2 separate regions of the Homo sapiens genome follow, and region 2 is linked to region 1. A link is an interaction called in ENCODE POLR2A ChIA-PET data of the cell type or tissue named here. Cell type or tissue: Panc1. All regions are shown on one strand. Links, peaks and the distances in the headings refer to the core of each region. The heading gives the core; the rest is flanking DNA.

Region 1 (6,046 bases), core at 488-5,487:
TTTCAGAAGGAATGGTACCAGCTCCTCCTCGTACCTCTGGTAGAATTTGGCTGTGAATCTGTCTGGTCCTGGGCTTTTTTTGGTTGGTAGGCTATTAATTATTGCCTCAATTTCAGAGCCTGTTATTGGTCTATTCAGGGATTCGACTTCTTCCTGGTTTAGTCTTGGAAGGGTGTATGTGTCCAGGAATTTATTCATTTCTTCTAGATTTTCTAGTTTATTTGTGTAGAGGTGTTTATAGTATTCTCTGATGGTAGTTTGTATTTCTGTGAGATCGGTGGTGATATCCCCTTTATCATTTTTTATTGCGTCTATTTGATTCTTCTCTCTTTTCTTCTTTATTAGTCTTGCTAGCGGTCTATCAATTTTATCCTAGTCTCTGATAAAACAGACTTTAAACCAACAAAGATCAAAAGAGACAAAGAAGGCCATTACATAATGGTAAAGGGATCAATTCAACAAGAAGAGCTAACTATCTTAAATATATATGCACCCAATACAGGAGCACCCAGATTCATAAAGCAAGTCCTTAGAGACCTACAAAGAGACTTAGACTCCCACACAATAATAATGGGAGACTTTAACACCCCACTGTCAACAATAGACAGATCAACAAGACAGGAAGTTAAAAAAGATATCCAGGAATTGAACTCAGCTTTGCACGAAGCGGACCTAATAGACATCTACAAAACTCTCCACCCCAAATCAACAGAGTATACATTCTTCTCAGCACCACACCCCACCTATTCCAAAACTGACCACATAGTTGGAAGTAAAGCACTCCTCAGCAAATGTAAAAGAACAGAAATTATAAAAAACTATCTCTCTGACCACAGTGCAATCAAACTAGAACTCAGGATTAAGAAACTCACTCAAAACCGCTCAACTACATGGAAACTGAACAACCTGCTCCTGAATGAGTACTGGCTACATAACAAAATGAAGGCAGAAATAAAGATATTCTTTGAAACCAATGAGAACAGGCAACTTCTAAATAGAGCTTCCAGCTATGATAGTCTTGTCAGTAGTTCTTATTCTTAAAAATGATTGAAGATCTCAAAGATCTTTTGTTTACATGGGTTATGTCTATCAACACTCACCATATCAGGAATTAAAACTGACAAGTGTTCCAATATTTGTATATTGGAATCATTACTAATAATCAAATTACATATTAAAATAAGTATTTTTATTAAAAATCTATTTTCTAAAAATAGAAAATATTGAGAAGCATTATTTTACATTTTTTCGAATCTGTTATAATATCTGGCTGAACAGAAGAAAGTTGGATTCCCTATTTGTTTCTGCATTCAATTTTTGAAATACACTGTTTTAGTTGAAGTAAAGAAAATCCAGACTCATATAGATAGGTAGTTGGAAAGGGGAGGAGTATTTTAATAGTCTTTTTATATAGTTGTGGATATTTTTCTTTGATACTACACCACGATCTGAAAAATCATAGAGTTTTTCAAAGGTTATTTTCCATGAGCATTCTGAAAACTTGTCAGTGAATTTTTTGTACTGCTACATTAAAATCCATTGGTCTATCTTGCACACTGAATGGATCTTTCCCCTATGTATAATTTTGTAAACATTATTAATTGGTCATTTGGAAAATATTGGTTCACTGTGTTATGTAGATCTTCCAAATGTTGACATATTTCATTATACAGTATAAAAATCACATTAGTTAATATCACCAATTTTGCCAGAAAAGCCTTTAAATATTGAGAAGCTGTCAAGCTCACAGTACTAGATACGAGTTCTCTAAAAATCTAATTTTCGCTTGATCCATTGCCAATTTTATCATTGGCAATGAATACTATTAGTTATTAGCCTTGAAGAGACAGGCTCACTTTATTCATTTTTGAGAAATATAGTTTGTCAGTCACTCTTTCCAATAAAAATGGTGATTCATGAAAGAGAAAAATAAACCAGTTCAGCACACCACTCAATCACCCAAGTGTTTTTCCACAACCACTGTATTTCAGTATGTAACAGAAGTGCCTTATGAACACTTACTATTTTGACACAAAAATCATTAAAAAGAGGTATACTTAAGAATAAAGATGTAATATGTAATAAAATTAATAATTTTTACTACTTCAAGAAATTTTCAGTGGAAACTGGCATTTGTTTTTGATTATAAATTTATGACAGTGAAGATGACACAACTGCTAGTATAATTTGGTGCCACAAACTTGATTCACACTAAGGTGCCAGCATCTTCACCCATCATTGCTTTTCCAACTTCAATGCAAACATCAACACATGACCTGCCAACCTTAGGGTTTCTGAGGGGTTCCTATACCACATCTTCAGGAGTCTGCTGGTCTAGCTAATGTCAGTCCAACCCTCCCACCATCAACAACTAGAAAAGCTAGATAAATCACAAAAATCAACTATTTAAAGGTGTTGGAGAACTACCAGGGTAGCCTAGGACTTGAGGAACCAGGATTTCAGCCACAGTTCTTAAATATTTGTTGAATAAGAGTCCCTAGTCGTTCAGGGGTGGCCTAAAGCTGCTTAAAGTTGCAAATTAGGAATGAACTTTTTTTCAAAAAAAGAGGTAACCGATGTGATCATTTGTATGCACTTGCTCATTAACGGACTAAAAATGACTGGACATTGCTATGGTTAGGATATGGTTTGTTTGGCCTCAGCAAGTCTTATGTTGAAATTTGGTCCCCAATGTTGGAGGTAGGTACTGGAGGGAGGTGCTTGGTTTCAGAGTAGATCCCTCAGGAACGGCTTGGTGCCATTCTCTCCAGAGTGAGTGAGTTTTCGCTGAGTTCTCACTCTTAGTTCCCAAAAGAACTGATTGTTGAAAAGAGCCTGGCACCTCTTTCCCTCTCTCTCGGTTCCTCTCTCGTCATGCAGTTTCTGCACATGTGGTTCCCCTTTGGCTTCCCCAGAAGCACACGCTGGCTCCATGCTTCTTGCACAGCCTGCAGAACCATGAGCCAAATAAACCTCTTTTCTTTACCCAGCCTCAGGTATTCTTTTACAGCAACATAAATGGACTAAGGCAGAAGTACAGTACTGGAGAACCTGAAAATGAAAATCAAACAAGGCTGCCAACCTTTGAGCAGGAATCAGTGCCCATTCTCAGTCAATACAATCAGCCACACCATAAGTACACCCGCTGACCAAGAGATGTGTGTAAGACAGTATGAATCTCAGAAGTAGATTAAAAAAAAAAAAAAGTCTCTTGAGCTACTTGCACTTGACCAGAAAAGAGGTTGGGCTGGGCCCACCGAGGAAGCATAAAAATAAAGATGAACAGAAAATCTTCCTATTCTAATGTCCTCAGCACAATAACTAATAACTGATCCAAACAATAATTGTGCTGGGTAAAAGTATGGGCCAGTTTGTCTGAGGCATGACAGTCACCAGGTTAACTACCTTATCTCAAATTCAAAAAAGGAAGAATAGGTTAACTTGATGTCAAATAAACACAGTGCACCAAACTCTGTGGCAGACGCTACCCTCAGAAAACTGCTTAATACCATTGCTTAATAGAGTTGGCTCCACTGAAAAACCATCTCCAATCTTTCCACCTGGGCTGCCAAGTGATAAAACAAATATTAGAAAAGAATCATGCTCCTAAATCTTAGAGAATATTTATGAGAGTGAATGGGGTGAACAAATAAAGTCAATGGTAGAAAAACAATATGCAAGCCACTTCCTTGTTGCCCCAAGCAAATCTGTTGCTTAAACAATAACAACGGAATCTAATCAGTAAACCTCCCAGCTGCCAAAATTATACAAGCAACTTTACTATTTAAAATGTCACATTTCCCATCTGATATAAATATTTGCCTTCTGCTCACATTCCTGAAGTGTAAAACAAATTAGGCCCAAACTAAAATTCGCCTTGGCACCAACTATTTAATTTCTTTTCCCTTTAAATGACCCAGATTGTGCATTATGAAAATTGTAAAGCCCTGGTGGCCTTTTCAGTAATTAGAATAGATTGCTGAAGCCTAGGTTGATTTTCAGCATAGGCTTCACACATCATTCTATGTGTGGGAAGGTCTTGACGAGTTCATTCAAGTCTTGGTTCAGCCTCAGTAATCTTTTATACACAAATACAAGAAGGCTTGTTATCTGATTTCTGGAAAAATCATACTAGTAAGATGTTTTTATCAATATTTTAAAATAAATCTGGTAATTGAAAAATGTAACTTGAAAAAAATATTTAAAGAAAACAATGTGAAAATACTGAAGAAGGTAAAAAGGCGATTTAAAAGATTGACGGGCCGGGTGAGGGGGCTCACACCTGTAATCCTAGCACTCGGGCGGGCGGTGGGGCGGGGTGTGGCCGAGGCAGGTGGATTGCCTGAGCTCAGGAGTTCAAGACCAGCCTGGGCAACACAGTGAAACCCTATCTCTACTAAAATACATAAAAATTAGCCAGGCATGGCAGCATGCACCTGTAATCCCAGCTACTTGGGAGGCTGAGGCAGGAGAATTGCTTAAACCTGAGAGGCAGAGGTTGCAGTGAGCTGAGATCATGCCATTGCACTCCAGCCTGGGCGACAGAGTGAGACTCCATCTCAAAAAAAAAAAAAGATTGACATAACAAAAATCAGATCTGTTGGCTATGTTGGTTTATGTCAATATACAGAGTTCTCATACTGGTAAGAAGTGAAAAATTTAAACCATCACAAAAGCACCCAAAACATGTACTTTTGTGCCCTCTTATGAAATTTATTTTATATTGCATATGTATTACATGCAGACTAGAACCATTTGTCTCCACGTGTTATCCTCAAATTAATTATATTAGAATCATTGGGGGTGTCGGTTAAAATGCAGATCACCAGATGCCACCAAAGACCTTCTGAATTAGATTCTCTATTGGGAGGGAGATCCAGAAATCTGCATTTTTAACAAGGTTCCCTCCCCCAAATCACCCAAAACCCAAAACAGTGTGCTTCCTCTACAAATGTAGCTTCCTGACAAGTCCTTAGCTCTCCCTTCTAATCCAACTGGAGTCCCTTTGCTGCTCTCATTATAGAAATTCAGAGCCACTCAGGGTATTAAAGTTAGAGAACCTCTCCCTGGAGGATGTGATCCCTCTAGACCTCTGATCTCACTTAAACCAAATAAGTAAAGAATCTGCAACATCTGCTGGTTAATAGTGTGCTTGAGAAGCAATCCCTTCACGGAGTAGTGTGATGCTTGAAAGCAGAATAAAAATGTTCATTTCTTCCAATTACCAAAACCTCTCAAATTCAAGCAGCTGAAGAAGCTAGAGTAGAGGTTTATACAACCAATGTACAGATAGTCACCATCCCTAAACCAACTTTACCTAGTCACTTTAACTTCTGTCTGATTATAAATAAGCCATCCTCCCCCAACACTAATGACCATAAAACATGTTTATGACCACCTAAAGACAGTAAACAATAGTTAAACATCAACAACCAAACCTCCGTGGAAACTGCCCCTTCTGTAAAATTAGGCATTGACTTTGATATATTCTTGCATGTTAAATCAGGAATGAGTGTTTAAAAAAAAAAAAAAAAAACTTCCTGATTTTGAACATATTTCAAACATCCTTCGAGAAACAAAGGATACCTATGCCTATCCAGAAATGTTAACTAGAAAGAAAAAAGTTTTCCTCTAAATAAACATCAACAGACTAGCATGAAGCCTTTTTCAATCCAGCCCATGTGGAAAATGCCTCAGAAGAAACATTTACAATATATCTTTAGTATTAAGGGTTTAATTTACATAATAAATATTTTTAAAAGCAAAAAAATGGATTTTCTTTTATTTTCTTTAGAATAGTTCACTGAAGCCTGCATAGATTTTCAGCCTAGGCTTTGCATCTTATTCTACATGTGGGAAGGCCTTGACATTAGTTCACTCAAATCCACTGAAACTTGGTTCAGCCTCAGTAACCTTTAATACCAGGCAAGACAGCCTTATTTTTGTGATCAATTCTGATATTTTTATGATTTTTATGATTAATAGGTATTTTATGTGTCCCTCAAAAATAATTTCAGTTTACAAGACTGTACCTCTAGGAAACAGA
Region 2 (6,046 bases), core at 395-5,394, 480 kb after region 1:
CAGCTCTCATAACTCATGTGCTGAGGCTATCTTCATAGACTATCCCACTGGAATGTTTTTTCAACATCAGGTCTCAACCAAATAGTATAATAAGTACAGAAACTAACATAGTGGGTCAGGGCCAGCATAAAACGAAAAGAAGGGAATAGAATGTATTAAAAAATACCTGCGTCAGTGTGCTGAATGTAGAATGACTTCCTATCTGTATATTTGTGATATAAAAGTAGTTCTTATTGTAGGTTGGGGTCCAAATTGCTTAACAGCTACTAACCAACAGGTTACCTTCTACTGAGTCCCCAACTTGCCTCCTTGTAGCAGTGCCTTCTGCTCCCAGAACCTGGAAGCATCTACCCGTGACAGATCTAGATTCCTTATAATCTAAGCTCAAAAAGAGGCTCAGAGAGAAAAAGATGTTTCCTCAACCACCAGACCTTGCCTGTCTCAGCAACAACTGAAATGGAGACACTCCGCTCCCTCCAAAAGACAGACACCCTGCTTCCCACCCAGGGGCTATATCTTCCTGTGATGGTCCCAATGGCTCCTACTCCACTAGAATTTTAAGACACTCAAAACAGAGACCCGCAAAATAGTAGGGGCTCCCTTCCCTTATCATGACCCCCAATCCACAGAGTGGAGTTTAACTCATGGGCAGTTTGCTGGAAAATAACTCCCTGGCCTAACCAATGTTCATCTGTTCTCTGGGCCAAGAACCCCATGGTTCATTTGGGACTTTAAAAACTGACTAAATAAAAAGAAATTTTAAAAATCAACAAAAGTGCAACAGAACCACTCACAAGCTGCAATGTGGGAAACTCTTCAATTAACTCCCTCTCAAGTTTTTCTCTTCTGACAAGACCAAGTTTGTCTGGCATCCCCCAGAGGTCTCCCTTTATCTGGACAACTCATTTTGAGTTTTTGGACTACATCCTGCACTAAGCAGGAAATTATTAATGTTCCCGTTTAAAGGCATGAGGGGGCAGAGATCCTCTATGATGGTTTCGGGGGTGCAGGAAACTGTATACAATCTGGAGACCCCATCAGCCCCTTACAGCATTACTGGGAGCATTCTGAATGGGGTCCTCTCTTTCCAGCAGGAGACCAAAAGATTGCCCTTAATAGAATTGTTTAAATTGCCTAAAATTGCTGCTTCTATTCCAGGCTGAAAATTACAGCCCTTACGCTGTTTCCCATCCTCTCCCCAGGGTTACTCAGTGCCCCAGAGGAGATCTGTACTAACAACATCATCAACAAAACCTGAATGTACTTTGTGTGGAGAAAAATATTTGCAGCTTTTCAACCAGATCCGAAAAGGCAGTGACTGACATACACACGTTCTCCCAAATGAATTCAGATTTTCCTTTTTTTTTGGCATGACAAAACAAATTACCAGCTTGATTTATGTTGCCTTCTGAAATGTTACAAATCAAATGCTAAAAATCTCTGAAACCATATCATGCTGAAGATGATGAATGCTGATCTTCCTTCTTTGTCATTTTCTGCCAGCTGGGTGGGTGCCATGAGGAGGGGAGGGGATGATGAAGAAGTTATTGTTGCCAAATAATGCCACATCAGGGTGTGAGTGTTGAGACAGTCATTTCCTTACCTTAACTCCCCTCTAAGAGAAGGCTGTGTGTGGGTAAACAAACAAAACCCAATCTGTGTATATTTCAAGGACGTAGATCTTCTGAAAACTGCTGTTTACTGCAGTGAGACAGCACTGCCTTGGGAGACCCAACTTCTTTCAGCTCATGCTAACAATGGCAAATGGGTGGACCTGATCCAAGTGGCCCTGTACTGCCCCATCCATGTTCTGCCAAGGCACCTGGCCCTACCCAGGGTCCTGCTGGGCAGAGCTGGCTATACGAACAAACTTGGGCTTTGAGTTTGCAGTGACAATGTGTATGTGCAAACAGCTCTTCAGTTGGGGATCGTGCCACTCCAAAGGAATCACAAGCTGCTTTGGATTCAATCTTGAAGCCTCAACCAAGACTGCCAACTACTGGCGGTCTTTTTTATCCCTTCAGGTGCTTAGCTGTTGATGAGGTTATACAATTTCCACTCAGTACGTTCTTCTCAACGAAAGCAAAGGACTTCTGACACATCGCAAGGCTCTACCTCGAATCAGCAGAGTCAATCTCTTGTATGGAGTCTCTAAAAACTGCTCCCTGGGTGATTCTAATGTGCAACTAGGATTGAGAACCACTAAAGAAATGGTGAGGCAGAACATGACTCATCTAAGAACATAATTTCCCAGCTCAAAGCTCTTTCCTCCACAGAGCCCTGCAGGTGGCCACATGCTACTATTGCTGGCTCAGCTTCTTAAAGGCAGGGGGAAGGCAGGCCCAGGACTTTTAAGGACCAAGACTAGGCTCCAACAGAGGATTTTCTAGATAGGCGCATCCCACTCTAGTTTCCATTGAAAAAAATCTTGCTACGCACCTACTATGAGCCAGGCGGGTACCCCTGGGAATAACAGGGGTGAACAAGAGGCCCCTGCTGTATCCTAAAGTGATGGATAACTATGTTCTTGAACTAGGCTAAGTGCTTTGCATTCTCTCATTGTCTCATTTAATCCTTACCACTAGTCTGTGAAGTACGTATTATTATCCTTATTTTACAGAGGAAGAAACTAAGGCTCAGAAACATTAAGCCACTTGCTCAAGGTCACACAGCTGGGAAATAACACAAGTCTGACTTGTTCCAGGCACGGAGGCCAGCGTGGGGAGAAAACAGGGAGCAAAGATGAGCTGGGGAACAGACGCGGAAGTCAATATAACTATGACTTCAGCGGGCTCTCTCCAAACAAAGTTTTAGATGAAATTCTTTAAACAAGAAGGAAGAAAATAATTTGGAATTTCTGGCAACATTTTGAGGCAGAGCTTCAAAGGACCCGGATAAATAATGAATGTCACTGAAAGGCCACAGAGCAGAGGGGCAGAATCACATGCTCGCCATGCCAAGAGCTGCTGAAGAAAGAAAATACTTGACAGCGTGATCTGTGGGTTGTTAACAGCATCTGAAAATCTTTCTAGGTCAGCAGATTTCCTAGACAGCTGTGATCCACTCTGGGGAGACTGTCAGCCATTGATTAATTCCTAATCAATGAGAAAGCAAATGATGGCAAATGAACCAGCCTGAACTGGAAAGATTGTGGGTCTGGGGTAAAAGGCCATCCTCTTCCCAGCAGAATTCAAAGTAAGGGCAAGGGTGAGAGGGTGGAAAACAGGGAAATGGGGAAGAGGAGGAGCTGCCCAAGGAAAGAGGACAGGAAGGGAGAGAGAGAAGCAGACAGACAGATGGACTGGGCCTAAAGACAGCATGAGCTCCTGGGAGAGGGACTTGTGGTAGAGGCCAGGGGAGACTGCCTGGGGTCACCTGGTGGTTGGTTTGTCCATGATGGAAAATTTTGTCTCAAATGAGGCTGTCATTAGGATGCACATGGATGTCCCTCTGACATAAGTTCCAAGAAAATTAACCAATAGGAACTGAATGATAAGACATGAAACAGATTCCTAATTAAGTTACCTGACTCCAGACTGACTGCAGCTGCAGGTTCTGAAATGGGTTTGCATGGGAGGCTACAGGCAGTATGGAATGGGGGAAAATAACGGGGTTTTTGGTCAATTAAGTTCAGGAAACACAGGTTAGACAACAACAAACAATTTCTTTTCCCTACGACTTCTCTAAACCTCTGTTGTGATTTCTAAGATTGGGAAAGTGCCTCCCAAATTCATGTGACCACAGGCGGAGCTGCTTGTGGATTTAGGGTTCTAAGGAACATGCTTTAGGAAAGCTACTTGGGTACAAAGGGAATAAGTGGGGTCCAAGAGCCCCTAGGCTGTGCCACCTGGGGTCTAGTCATCTCTTGGACACTAACAGTGGGTCACCATTTACCTGTCCTGGCTCACCCGCAGGCTGGGTACATCAGTGGTGGTAGTATCATGGGCACATTCTTCAAATTTAAGTCCCCCAGATGTTTAAAGGTGTGACTTACTTTCAGTCGGTGTGGCATTCTCTGAGCTCAAAATTGGGACTCTTTAAGAATGCCAGAATGCGAGAGAACATTCTGGATGAACTCATCTCTTTACAAAAAGAAGAACAGAGGCCGAGGAAGTCAAGCAGTTTATGCCAAAGTCTCTGGGACAACTCAGTGGTTGAGACACAACTGGAACCCGAGGCTTCTGGCCTTCAGTCTGGGATGAAGGTGCCTCTCCAACTCCCCCACACCCCACTGAAGGCACAATTCCAACCAATGTTTAAAAACTTAGAAGAACAGTATCCTTGAACTGTTGGAGAGGTGGTAAATTCTACTTTCCCATGGCCCGCCTACCTCTTGTTAGTCTATCGATGACACTTGCACATGATTTATCCTGTTAAAAAAAAACATTAACAAGCAAAGCAAGCTAGAGAAACCCCCTAATGGCAGGAATTTAAACATTTGCCCACCACTAGAGCAAATAAATATGCACATAGCTGCATTCCTCCCTTCTCCTTTGTTCAAGAAGCAGAAAAAAATAAGGCCAAAAGAGAGCACTTGGGAAATGGGTCACTGGGATTGCAAAAAGGGATGTTCCACTTAGCCATTCAAAATGTGTCTTGCTAATTAAGAACATGTACTTGGTAACAGGGTCTACCTTTATGACAAATTTACAGACAGATCCAGAAATAGATCAACCAAGGTAATCCAGAGACAAGCCTCAATGTCCTAAGAGAGGGAGGGGTGCCAACTGACCCAGCAAAAGGTCTGGGAAAGCAGAGATACCCCCAACTGTGTTCAATTAAAAGTTCTCTCCCACAGCAACCAGAGCCAGCCAGTGCTCAGACAGAAACTTATATGGAATTTACTCATCTTGCTTGACAATAATCTCCGGTCCCTCCTGGGCTCAAGTGCTTTCTGCAGCAATGTTAGGTGGCATTTATTCACTCCTGAAGTATACATTCAACAAATATTTGCTGCAGGAGGACCTGTTCTGAGAAGTGGGGATACCACATCTACAACTCAGAGTTCCTATGCCCATGGAGCACATCCTGGTCAAGCACCCCGACTATGCTGGGCATCTCTCGGCGTCCTCCAAGAACCCGAAGCCATTAAGTGTTACTAACCCCTTTGTTGGAGATCCTGAGGCTCAGAGTGAGAAAATAACTTGCCACAAATCCATGGTAAATGGCAGATTCAGGAGTGGAACCCAGGTGAGCAGGACCTCAGAGTATTCATCCACAAACCTTAATCATCCCTGCCTCAATTAAGAAAGGAGACTGCTTGATTGTACCCTTGACTGAAAGCTTCCTCTCCCTCTTTGTTGGAGGTCCCCAAGAGCACCCCAATTGTGAAGATTTGCTAAGAGGACTCACAGGACTCAGCATATACTTGTACTCACAGGCACAATGTATTAGAGCAAAAGGTTACAGAGCAAAAATAGCATGGAAAAAGGTGCATGGAGTAAAGTCTGGGGGAAACCAGGTGCAAGCTGTCAAGCGTCCCAACTATTTATCCTAAAACAGACCTGCTATTTCAACTTTTTTCTGCACACCTTTCTGTTAGAAAAGCTGATCTGTGCAAATGGCCAAAGGGAGTTGGAAGCAGACAAAGCCAGAAGTATAGATGAAACCCTCCCTGAAAGAAGAATGGATGAATTTGTAAAACAGACTATATGGAGGATTTTTTTGGTGGGAGTGAATAGGGACACGGGTAGGGGCTGGGTGATTTCATTATGAAAGAGGTTTGGAAAGGGGAAAGCACTGGCACCAGCATCAGAGGACCTAAGGCTCTGTTTGACTTAAGGTCAATTCCTATCGCTAACGAGCTGTGTGACTGTGGCCAAGTCACTTAACCTCTCTGGTTTTCTCATCTGTAAAATGAGACGAAAGCTGAATTAGATAAACCTCTAATGGTCTTTCTGTCTCTGATAGCATCTGGTTTTATAACTGACTAGAGATTTTCTTTAAAATGGAAAGATTCCCTGGTGAATTTAGAAAATGACTCAATTCCACACAGCTTTCAGGAGCACGTGTATCACAAAGTGAGACTCATCTATGGATTCTTTAG

The links. Peaks named below come from ENCODE experiments on the same cell type or tissue, not always from the same donor. Only the 100,000 strongest peaks of a DNase experiment are listed, where the experiment ranks them.
Region 2: POLR2A ChIA-PET joins it to region 1 with 5 read pairs; 1 of 35 experiments calls an interaction of 5 or more read pairs at or near these places.

Annotation. Positions count from the first base shown.
Region 1 is chr11:36,636,414-36,642,459 of GRCh38, reverse strand. All of the region lies in intron 4 of IFTAP (intraflagellar transport associated protein), which reads right to left. Among named protein-coding and RNA genes, the nearest start is that of RAG2, 41 kb to the right of the region's middle. In Panc1, for the core only: no CTCF peak of the experiment used is centred there; no DNase peak of the experiment used is centred there; H3K27ac peaks cover 1,742 bases.
Region 2 is chr11:36,152,170-36,158,215 of GRCh38, reverse strand. The region is part of intron 4 of LDLRAD3 (low density lipoprotein receptor class A domain containing 3); the gene reads right to left. Among named protein-coding and RNA genes, the nearest start is that of COMMD9, 130 kb to the left of the region's middle. RefSeq lists an enhancer at 4,690-4,859. In Panc1, for the core only: a CTCF peak has its summit at 2,029 (motif pointing left); no DNase peak of the experiment used is centred there; H3K27ac peaks cover 434 bases.